Regions from separate parts of the Mus musculus genome. Here region 1 is linked to region 2. Evidence: chromatin contacts called from ENCODE Hi-C or POLR2A ChIA-PET data. All regions are on one chromosome and are shown on one strand. The core of a region is the stretch at or near the end of the contact, and the rest is flanking DNA. Distances in the headings are between cores, read along the strand shown. Region 1 holds the start of 1700120B22Rik (RIKEN cDNA 1700120B22 gene). Region 2 holds the start of Vps26a (VPS26 retromer complex component A).

What was found. Hi-C counts contacts between places; a loop is a spot of excess contacts on that map. ChIA-PET counts read pairs that join two places held with the same protein, here RNA polymerase II (POLR2A).
Region 1: a loop to region 2 is called in a map of heart, with 3 times the contacts of the local background. The contact joins the promoter of 1700120B22Rik here to the promoter of Vps26a in region 2. A Hi-C loop is called at or near these places in 1 of 37 maps with a recorded cell type or tissue (heart). POLR2A ChIA-PET finds 5 or more read pairs at or near these places in 1 of 5 experiments (embryonic stem cell).

Annotation. Positions count from the first base shown.
Region 1 is chr10:63,242,895-63,247,867 of GRCm38, reverse strand. It overlaps 1700120B22Rik (RIKEN cDNA 1700120B22 gene), which reads left to right and starts at 3,715. Exons shown (of 2, transcript NR_166111.1): 1 at 3,715-3,981; 2 at 4,604-4,973. It overlaps Herc4 (hect domain and RLD 4), which reads right to left and starts at 4,071. Exons shown (of 25, transcript NM_026101.4): 1 at 3,705-4,071; 2 at 2,420-2,450; 3 at 1,743-2,046. The coding sequence starts at 1,968.
Region 2 is chr10:62,483,670-62,488,064 of GRCm38, reverse strand. Vps26a (VPS26 retromer complex component A) reads left to right here and starts at 1,260. Exons shown (of 9, transcript NM_133672.3): 1 at 1,260-1,407. The coding sequence starts at 1,405.

The DNA of each region.
Region 1 (4,973 bases), core at 2,466-4,965, 760 kb before region 2:
TATGTCTTAACTCCCAATTGAAACTCTAAATCTCTGAAAAACAATGCTCTTTTTTCTTTCCTTTTTCCTTTTCTAGGGACTGTTTGCTACGTCCTGGACACCAACGAGTCAATCTAAAGTGGAAGCACACTCTTCAACTTTGCATTACGAAATAATGCTTCCGGGATGAATTCACAGAAGACAGAGATGTCACAATACAGCCATCACAATGTCAACAAGACCAAAACACACCCAGCTTTCCCCAAACACATCCCTGCGGTTTAAGTTATACTTCCTACTGGTACACGTGGAGGTGGGGTGGGGAGACAGGAGGGCTCTGATCTAAACAACACTAAAATAACACCATGAAAACCTCAACCTGCCGTAGCATTCCCACATAAGCAAAATGTACAGATAGTAAATTACCACCCACAACCACCTCAGTGCCCGAGATTATGAAAATCTGGTATAATTAAGAGATTCTTTCGTGAAATGTAATACAAGAAAATTCATCTGCTTTGAGTTCTACAATAATTAGACCCACTTTATTAAGGAAATGCTCTCATTCATTAAAATCAAGTTACATATCATGAGGTAATAAGTTACAGGCTATGAGAAGAGATTAAGATCCTACCCACAAAGAATAAAAGGTACAGTATCTGCAAATTAAGAGTACTAGGTGTTAAGGATGGCAGTGGTGGAGAGATGGTATGAAAGATACTTCAATTAATTGCCTGAGTGTTTATACCTATGTTGATCTCTCAAAACAAGACCACCAAAAACAAACAAACAAAAAAAAAAAACCCAAAAAAAACCAAAAAGAAAACCAACCAACCAACTAAACACCTCCTACAATGGGATGACAGAGAACAAGGATTACCACAGGGAACGCCTAAGTGTGTTACTGTGACAAACAGCACGGCAGCTTTCTCCTCTGAATTTACTGCCTTCCTGTAGGAGCTTTGGGTTATCACAACTGAGAGCAAAATATCTAATAATTCCACCTCAAATGTGTTACTACCCAATTTTAAATACAACATCCAGAAAAACACCATGAAATCTGACCAAATGTTTCCAATGCTTATTACCTGATAAATTATTTTACATTGTGCTTAGATCTCTCTCCATAGTCAGACCTGGCATTCACAACCCTTTAAAAGCTAGCACTGAAAACGTGGAAGCAGCAACTAGGGGATTAAACAGTACTTCTAACTAAGCAACAAAACATTACATACCTAAAGTAAAATGGGGAATAAAATGGAAGAATTATAATTTACACAAGTAAATGAAAATAAAAAGCTTTTACCATCCCCCCATGAGTACAGAATCATCACAGAGAACAAATTAGGAATTCAAAATCTGTTCAAGGTAGCTGAACTTATTAAAGATTTTGATAACTTTATAGTCTATATAAAAGAAAACAAACACTGAAGTCTAGGGTTTTTTGTTACTGTTTTCAACCACTAGTAGTAGTAATAAATAAAAACAAACAAACAACCACACACACACACCCACCCACCCACACCCACCCACCCACCCACCCACACCCACACCCCCCCCCACACCACACACACACACACACACACACACACACACAATGTACTTCTTAAGCAGCACAGGAAGGTCAAGAGTATGTTTCACTTTTACTTTGCTTTTAAATCTTGAAAAAGCCTGTAAGTTTAGGATTTACAGAGGTCATACAAAACACCATTTCAAGAGTGAAATAAATGATCAATTATTAGAAATAGAGAAATGTCCCGTACCTGGTTTCTTTCTGGACTTTTCATGACCTAGCTGTCCTAGATCATTACATCCACATGTGTACACAGTCCCATCATCCAGGACAAACACAGTGTGCCTGAGTCCACAGCCTACATCTCGGACCTTTTTGTTCACGAAAAAGTCACTTCTCCTGGGCTCTAGTACAATTTCTTCATCAATTCCTCCCAAACCTAGTTGTCCATAGGATGCATTGCCCCAGCACAACATGCTTGGAATGACCTTGGTCTTCCAGTTTCAATACAAAAGTCCCTTCTGAAACACTGGAAACTGGGAGGTACCCTATGTCTGAGGAGAAAAACAAAAGTTAGTAAGACCTCAAAGCAAGCTGCTCTCTCATCGAGTGTTAAGCTAAAATGAGGACTGCACTTGTTTAATACTTATAATATGCTTGGGGTGACAGTCAGTTCTCTCAGTTTTAAAGGGCCATATACAAATGTTTAGGAAATGACATCACCTTCTACTATTCTTTGCAAAACTTAAAACAGTAACTGGCTTTAACTCTGCTATATAAGTACTCTAATGAAATTAGGTTTTCGTGTTTACATACATTTAATGAGAACAGTAAATAAGGCATGTGTCCAATGCCCAAACAAGCAAGTATCCAGCCAACTGCAGAAACATAATCTTCCAGTCCCCCACAGAACAATCTGATACCTACCTCCACATCAACAGAAAATGGAAGTTCTTATCTGTAACATAAATAAAAACAATAATGGAACTTTAGAAAAAAAATAACAATTTAAAGTAGACTATTCTCATTATTTGTACTAATAAGCTATGTACAAAATTAGAAATTATCAAGTCGTAATTTCAAACAATCGACTCCATTTTATAAGTCAAAATGCTAAGGTCGAGAACTCACTCTACTAATTTAATTTTAAAACCAAATCAATGTGATTATAATACATACCTCTAGGAAAATTACTTAAAGATGAAAAACAATCACAGGACTGCTGAGTTTTTTTTCCAAACAAGACCAGGTTGGAGGCAGGGTTAACTTTTGATAGGAAAATCTATATAACTTCTGCGCTTGAAAGACATACATTAAGGGGCTGAGAGATGTCTCTTTTAAAGGATCCTGATTCAATTCCCAGCACCCACATGGCTGCTCTCTGTGTGTAACTCCTCCCAGGGAATCAATCCTACGCCCTCTACTGGCTTCCTGCACTACGGGCACGCATGGTGCACAAACAAGTGAGGGAATCCTCCATTAACATTAAAAAAAAAAAAAAAACCCTTTACATTTCTTTAAAAAGCATGGTGCATTAAGAAGCATTAATAGAAGTCAGTCTTATCCTTGCTGTCCAAAATCACCTAAATTCCTTTCGCTGAATCTGAGGTTTCAAAACATAATTTTCTTGCATTTATGTTTATTTAGAAAGTGCCGAAGCTGTCTCACTCCACTCCTATCAGAAAAAGTTTGGGACACCAAAACTCGAAAGTTCCAGAGAGTTCTGCATTGTCTTTCCCTATCTCTCTCTCTGTGTTTTCAAGGCTAGCATCAGACAGGAACATAGCTCCGATTTCAATGCGCTTCGTTTGGGTACCCTTTTTTTTTTCCTCCAAAAAGTCAGAACCAGTATGGGAAAGACGTTCTCTCGCCAGCAACAGGTAGGAGAACGCAAGGCAGTTTGGTTTCCTCTTTCTCTGACCATGCACCTCACGATCAGCTCCCGCGGCCCGGGGCAGAGGAATGGTCTGCACACACCCAGCCTCACGGGCCGGCCAGCCAAACTCCCGCAGCTACCTATGGGCGAGCCGGGGAGAGGGTTCACCCCACCGGGCTCAGCCCCACGGCCTCGGCCCCAGGGAGACCCTTTCCCCGAGGGCGGTGCACCACTCCGGCCCCGGAAAACGTTGAGGACGCTGGCGCCCTTCCCCAAGGCCCCAGCGGAGCTCGCCTCCGTCACACTACCCCGAACCCACGGGGGGCAACGACTCACCGGGTCTCTCAGGGCAGGGAGAGCCCTAAGCGATGGAGGACGGACGCTCCCTGGACCTCTGGGCGGCTCTCCAGCTCCCAAGACCTTCCTCCTTCAGCCGGCCGCGGCGATTACCACGGCTCCTCCGACGTCCCCGACCGCAGCTCCGCTGCCTCTGCTGCCCGGCTCGCCCGTGAAACTTTCCCAGGCTCCTCCGAGAAACGCTGCCGCCAGCACTCTCCGGACCGAGAGACAAGCCGTCAGCGACCCGGATGGAGCGGGAGGGGAAGGGCTGGCGGTGAGCAGGGCGGAGACCACGAGGGGTGGAGAGAGCTGAGGGAGAGGCTGGCGACGAGGGAGAGCCAGGCGACAAGGGAGAGGGGCGGTGGTTTCGCGGGGGAGGGGGGAGGGGAGGGGCTGGCCGGAAGTGAGCCGGGGAGCATGCGCGACCCCGCCCACTTCCCCATTCGTGCGCCTGCGCGGGAGACCTCCCAGGGTTCGTCTGATCCAGGAGCCTGCGCAGTGTTGCGGTTCCCTGCTCTAAGACGCTAATGCAGCCGGCTAGGGCTAGAAGCTGTCAAATGTATTTTCTTTCTTCCTCTTCTTCTTCTTCTTCTTTTTTTTTTTTGTTCTTGTCCGTGTGTTTTTAACAATGCTTCGGCGTTGACAAGTGAAAATTTCATTTTGGTTTGTCTTTCTGCTTGGAGGGTTTTAGCCTTTTCATAATTTTATTCTACCTTTCCTAATTTTGGTTTTGAAGTAGCAGACGAAACCATCACAAATACGGTTAGAAAAGCCGATGATGACTCATTTTAAACCCTTAAACTCATCTGAACCTAATTTGAACATGTAAGATATATTGCTAGCAATGGAGCAATGGCTTAGTCTAATCTTACTGAATGTCAACATCTTTGCTTCAGGTTCCGGAACAGTGTTGGCTCACGTTTTCAGCTAACTTCTTGGAAGATACGAGGTTAAATTACCCAAACTCTTTCACTCAGAGAAAAACAGGGCTTACAGCTACAGTTCCTGCTTCATGAAAACGAAATCCAGATTTCACAGGCCAATTTTAACATCATCTTGATACTAAATCTGTGTGTGTTGTGGTCTCAAAAAAGGACCCAGTGAATGAATGGAGGACAATTTGTTGGAACAAGAAAAAGATTTGCTCGGTAAGCCGCCAAGACCAAGAGCATGGAGTAGCTTGCTGACATTTTAACCTTTTAAACAGAGGTTCCATGCTCTCTTTATCCTTAGGAGGAAACTCCGTAGCTATCAATCTCTGAGTGT
Region 2 (4,395 bases), core at 11-2,510:
CATCCAAGCCATCTGCATCACAGGGTTTTAATCAATAGTATTTTGAGATCTAAACTCCCTTCTCTGTCCCCATACTATTTTACCCGTCTGTAAATATGACAGGTAATCTCCAATATTGGGAAGGCTGAAGGAGGACAGATGTGTTTCTTGACAGCCTGGGCTACATAGCATATTCCAGAGGAGCCTGGGACACCTAGTGAGACCCTGTCTCAACAATAAATATACACACAAACATCCATTCGTTCCAAAGCTCCCTGGCATAGCAATCTTTAAGATTTGTTTTCAGATAATATCATTTTAGGCAGATTTCTCCTGCATGCATGAAGGAAGTGCAGTGTTCCATCTGCAGCAATGCATAAAACCACCAGTGACTCCTGCAATTACAGCATTGGGAAGGCACTTTGGAGGTGCTCACTCTCCACTTGAGGCTAGCCTAGTCTACATGAGTACATGAGAACCCCTGTCTTACAAACAAAAGACTCATTTCCAGTATTTGAATTCTGTCGCGATTGGAGACCGAAGCCTCATTTTAACCTTTAAATATTTTAGACTTACAACTTGACACTCTACTCCCCAAGTTGAGTTTCGTTATGATAGGGCTGATGACACCCCTCCGCCCATAAATCTGAATGAAAGGTTCAGTTCCTAAGCCTTCGTAGTATTTCATCTATCCTCAGGTTTTCTGGGCCTCCACTACAATGACTGACTGGATCAGAGTGTTGGAGAGCTGCGTTTTGCACGCTTGCGAAACTTTTAGGAAGGGCTGTTGCCGGGGAGGGGGGGTAAGGAGGGCGGAACCGATTTGAGAGTACTGCCTCTCCGGCTTGGAAGGCTGCGTCACGAGCTATCCGTGGACTGCAAAGGATGTGCTTTAAAGATTAGCTTTTCTCCCTAACCGTCTCTTCGGAGGCCAACAATTCTCGGGGCTGAGGCGGGAAACAGATCAGGCGCAAAGGTCGGAACTGCAGCAAGCCCGCAAAGACACGCCTCCCGCACAAACCCTCGAGTCCCCCAAGTTTCCCTAGGGAAAAGGAAATGGGCGTGCCGGAGGGAGGAGTTTGACAGCGCACGGCTCGTCACGTGACAACTAGCTCTAGGGTTGCTGGACTGAGAAGACAGATCTTTGACTCCTCCCACCAGACGTCACCCACCCAGACCACGCCCTCAACCGAAAGGCGGGGCGGAGGAGCCCCGCCTCGAAACGGCCTTCCTGAAGGGCGGGGCCTCTAGCAGGGCGGGGCCTCTAGCGGGGCGGGGTGGGGGGGGGAGGGAGAAGAGGAAAAGGAGTGGTCACGTGCGGCTGATGGCCTACGGTCACGTGACGGGCGGCGGGGCGCAGGCACCCAGGCTGGGAGTTCTTCTGAGGGAAAGCCGAGTGGAGTGGGCGACCCGGCGGCGGTGACAATGGTGAGTGCGCGGCGGCCTGCCTGCGAGGTCGTCTCCCGCGGGGCCGTGGGGCGCGCGGCGGGACTCCCAACGGCGGGCGCGGCGCCGAGCCTGCAGGGAAGGGGCGCGGAGCGGTGAGGCCTGACGGCTGCCCGCTCCCGGCCAGGCCTGAGCACCTGCGGCCGGCGGCACTGTCCCGGCCATGTCGGAGCCTCTGCCCGCCTTCCTCGACCGGCTGTGGGGACCCTGGCTGGGCACCCGCAGCCCGCCCAGCCGGAGCTCGGCAGCCTCGCCTTCCAAGGTAGCCGAGGACAGTCAGTGCCCTCTCTCCCAGTTCCGGACTCTGGCGAGACCTGCTCACCTTCCTCGTCCCGAGCTCGATAGAGTCCGCTTATTTTCTTTAAGCTGGTTGTGGAGACATTCTGCGATTTCTTGATTCGGGTGGAGGCTTTTGGCACTTGTAGAATAGGAGGGGAAGGGAGGGGAGACAAGAGGGTGTCGGAGCCGAGACCCCTCATTTATATCTCCAGACGCCGATTTAAGCACTTGGTTTCACTTCCTTCCCTAAGCGATTTCTATAACTTAGCACTTTGGGATGTTGCAGTGTCTTGGGAGCCCAGGCAGGGATGAAAATCAGAGCACTTAACCACACTTAATGGAAAGCACCGTTGGGCGCGCTAGTGTTTAACTACGCGCCCGCGGTCTATAGATTAGAGCTCCTTTGGCTCGTGTTATTTAGCATATACTCCATGAGAGCCCACTGTGCGCTCCCCTTATACTACCCGCTCTTCCCAAGCTCGCCACTTTTAATAAACTGCTTGAAACTTCTCGTCTCAAGCCAGCCAGCCAGGTCTATTTTTAAAACGTTGCTTTGATTAAATAACTTTGAGTCAGAAATTATTTGCTTTCTCTAGGGTTTGGGGGGTGGGGGAGAAGTTCATTCAGGGAGCGTTTTCTTAAACAGTATTTTGGGTGAGTCCAGGGACAGATAAACAAGGCAAACTGCTTGCTTCCTTGCAGCTTACAGACTCTGGAGAGTTAAGCATTTGTTTAGATAAATTAGTTTAAGGTGGAAATTACAACTGCTGTAAATAACTAAGAAGGAATTAGTAGGCTGTTAGGGAGTCCTCCTTTCACTGTTTATAATTTGAAAAGAAAGCTTAAATTGCTCTCTTCTTGGTTACTTAGTTGAATTAGTCCTTCTAGTTAAGTTTTTTTTTTTTTTTTTTTTTTTTTGGTTTTTCGAGACAGGGTTTCTCTGTATAGCCCTGGCTGTCCTGGAGCTCACTTTGTAGACCAGGCTGGCCTCGAACTCAGAAATACGCCTGCCTCTGCCTCCCGAGTGCTGGGATTAAAGGCGTGCGCCACCACGCCCGGCCCTTCTAGTTAAGTTTAAGAGCAATTTTTTTTTTTATTTTTAAGGTATTTGTCAAACGAAATTGTAAAGCTTTAAAGCCTTTGTATGGGCACACATGTATGTATGAGAATTTGCTGTTTCATTGTGTGTGGGCTCAAGTGAATACATTGTGGAAGCTTTGGTTCCTCTGAGCTCTGTTCAGTTTTTTTCTTACTGAAATTTTTTTCCTATATATTTTGATTATGTTTTTCCTTTCCTTCAAGTTCTGTTTCTTTACATCAAGCAGACTTAATAAATTTCCTTAAATGGTGCCCACAGAGTTTGTTACATTTTTATGTATCCACGTGTAGTTTTGCTAGATGGTAATGCTAAACAATGTATGTCTTGGCACCTTGTGCTTGTTGGAGGGCCTCAAGAAAGCCTCAGCACTCCTGGTACTGTAGTTAAAGTCAGTTGTGAGCTGCTATTTGGATGCTGGGAATCTGAACCTGGGTCCTCTGGAAGAGCAGCCAGTGCTCCTAACCATTGAGCCAGCCCTGTTATTGAAAAATATTGCAGAACTGTGTTTTCTTGTGTGTTTTGGCAGCTTTAGTGGCAATTTAATTTTGTTAAAATAGTATTTGTGACTTTAAATGTTAAATTTCAAATTGGAAAAGACCTTTCGGTGTGTTACATAGAGAATATATGTAGAAAAAAGTTGCCATATATCATTTTACATGTAAAACATCTTTCATAGCTGGGCGTGGTGGCACACGCCTTTGATCCCAGCACTTGGGAGACAGAGGCCAGCGGATTTCTGAGTTCGAGGCCAGCCTGGTCTACAGAGTGAGTTCCAGGACAGCCAGGGCTATACAGAGAAACACAGTCTCAAAAAAAAACCCACAAAAACAAAAAAAATACCATTGCAGAAAGAAAATTGCTGTTGGTGACTTTGGAGCATGTTAAATGTACTAGTTTCTAGTTAGTTGTTTGAATTTGTCCCTTTTGTGGGGGCTGGAGAGATGGCTCAGCAGTAAGAGCACTGGCTGCTCTCCTTGAGAGAACCTGGATTCAGTTCCCAGCACTCACACAATGGCTCACAGAATCTGAGCTCACAGGATCTGTTGCAAAAATCTGATATCCTCTTTTGACCCCTACAGGGACCTGCTACACACATAGCAAACAAATATACACTCAGGTAAAACATTAATACAATAAAAGATACACATAAATAAAAAAAGGATTTATGCAGGCTGATGAGATGGGGGTTCAGCGGTTAAGAATATTGACTGTTCTTCCCAAGGTCCTGAATTCAATTCTCGGCACCCATGTGATCACAACCATCTATAAAGGGACCTGATGCCCTCTTCTGGCATGCAGACAGAGAACACATACATTAAAAAGAAATGCATAAATTTTAAAAAGATTTACACACACACACAAAAGAAACTATCTCCTTTGTTAATATAGGAATACTGAAAACAATTTGGTCATTGTGTCACCTGTGACCTACATAACCTTAGGAAGCTCCTTGGTTTGTTTACTGTCATTATCTGTCCTCCTTAGGACTGATCTGATGCATAATGAGTTTCAGACTTCAACTTTGCCCCAACTCAGCCTGGTTTTCTGAGGAAGGGCTTGCTTCACCAACAGTTACTGATTGCAGTTCATTT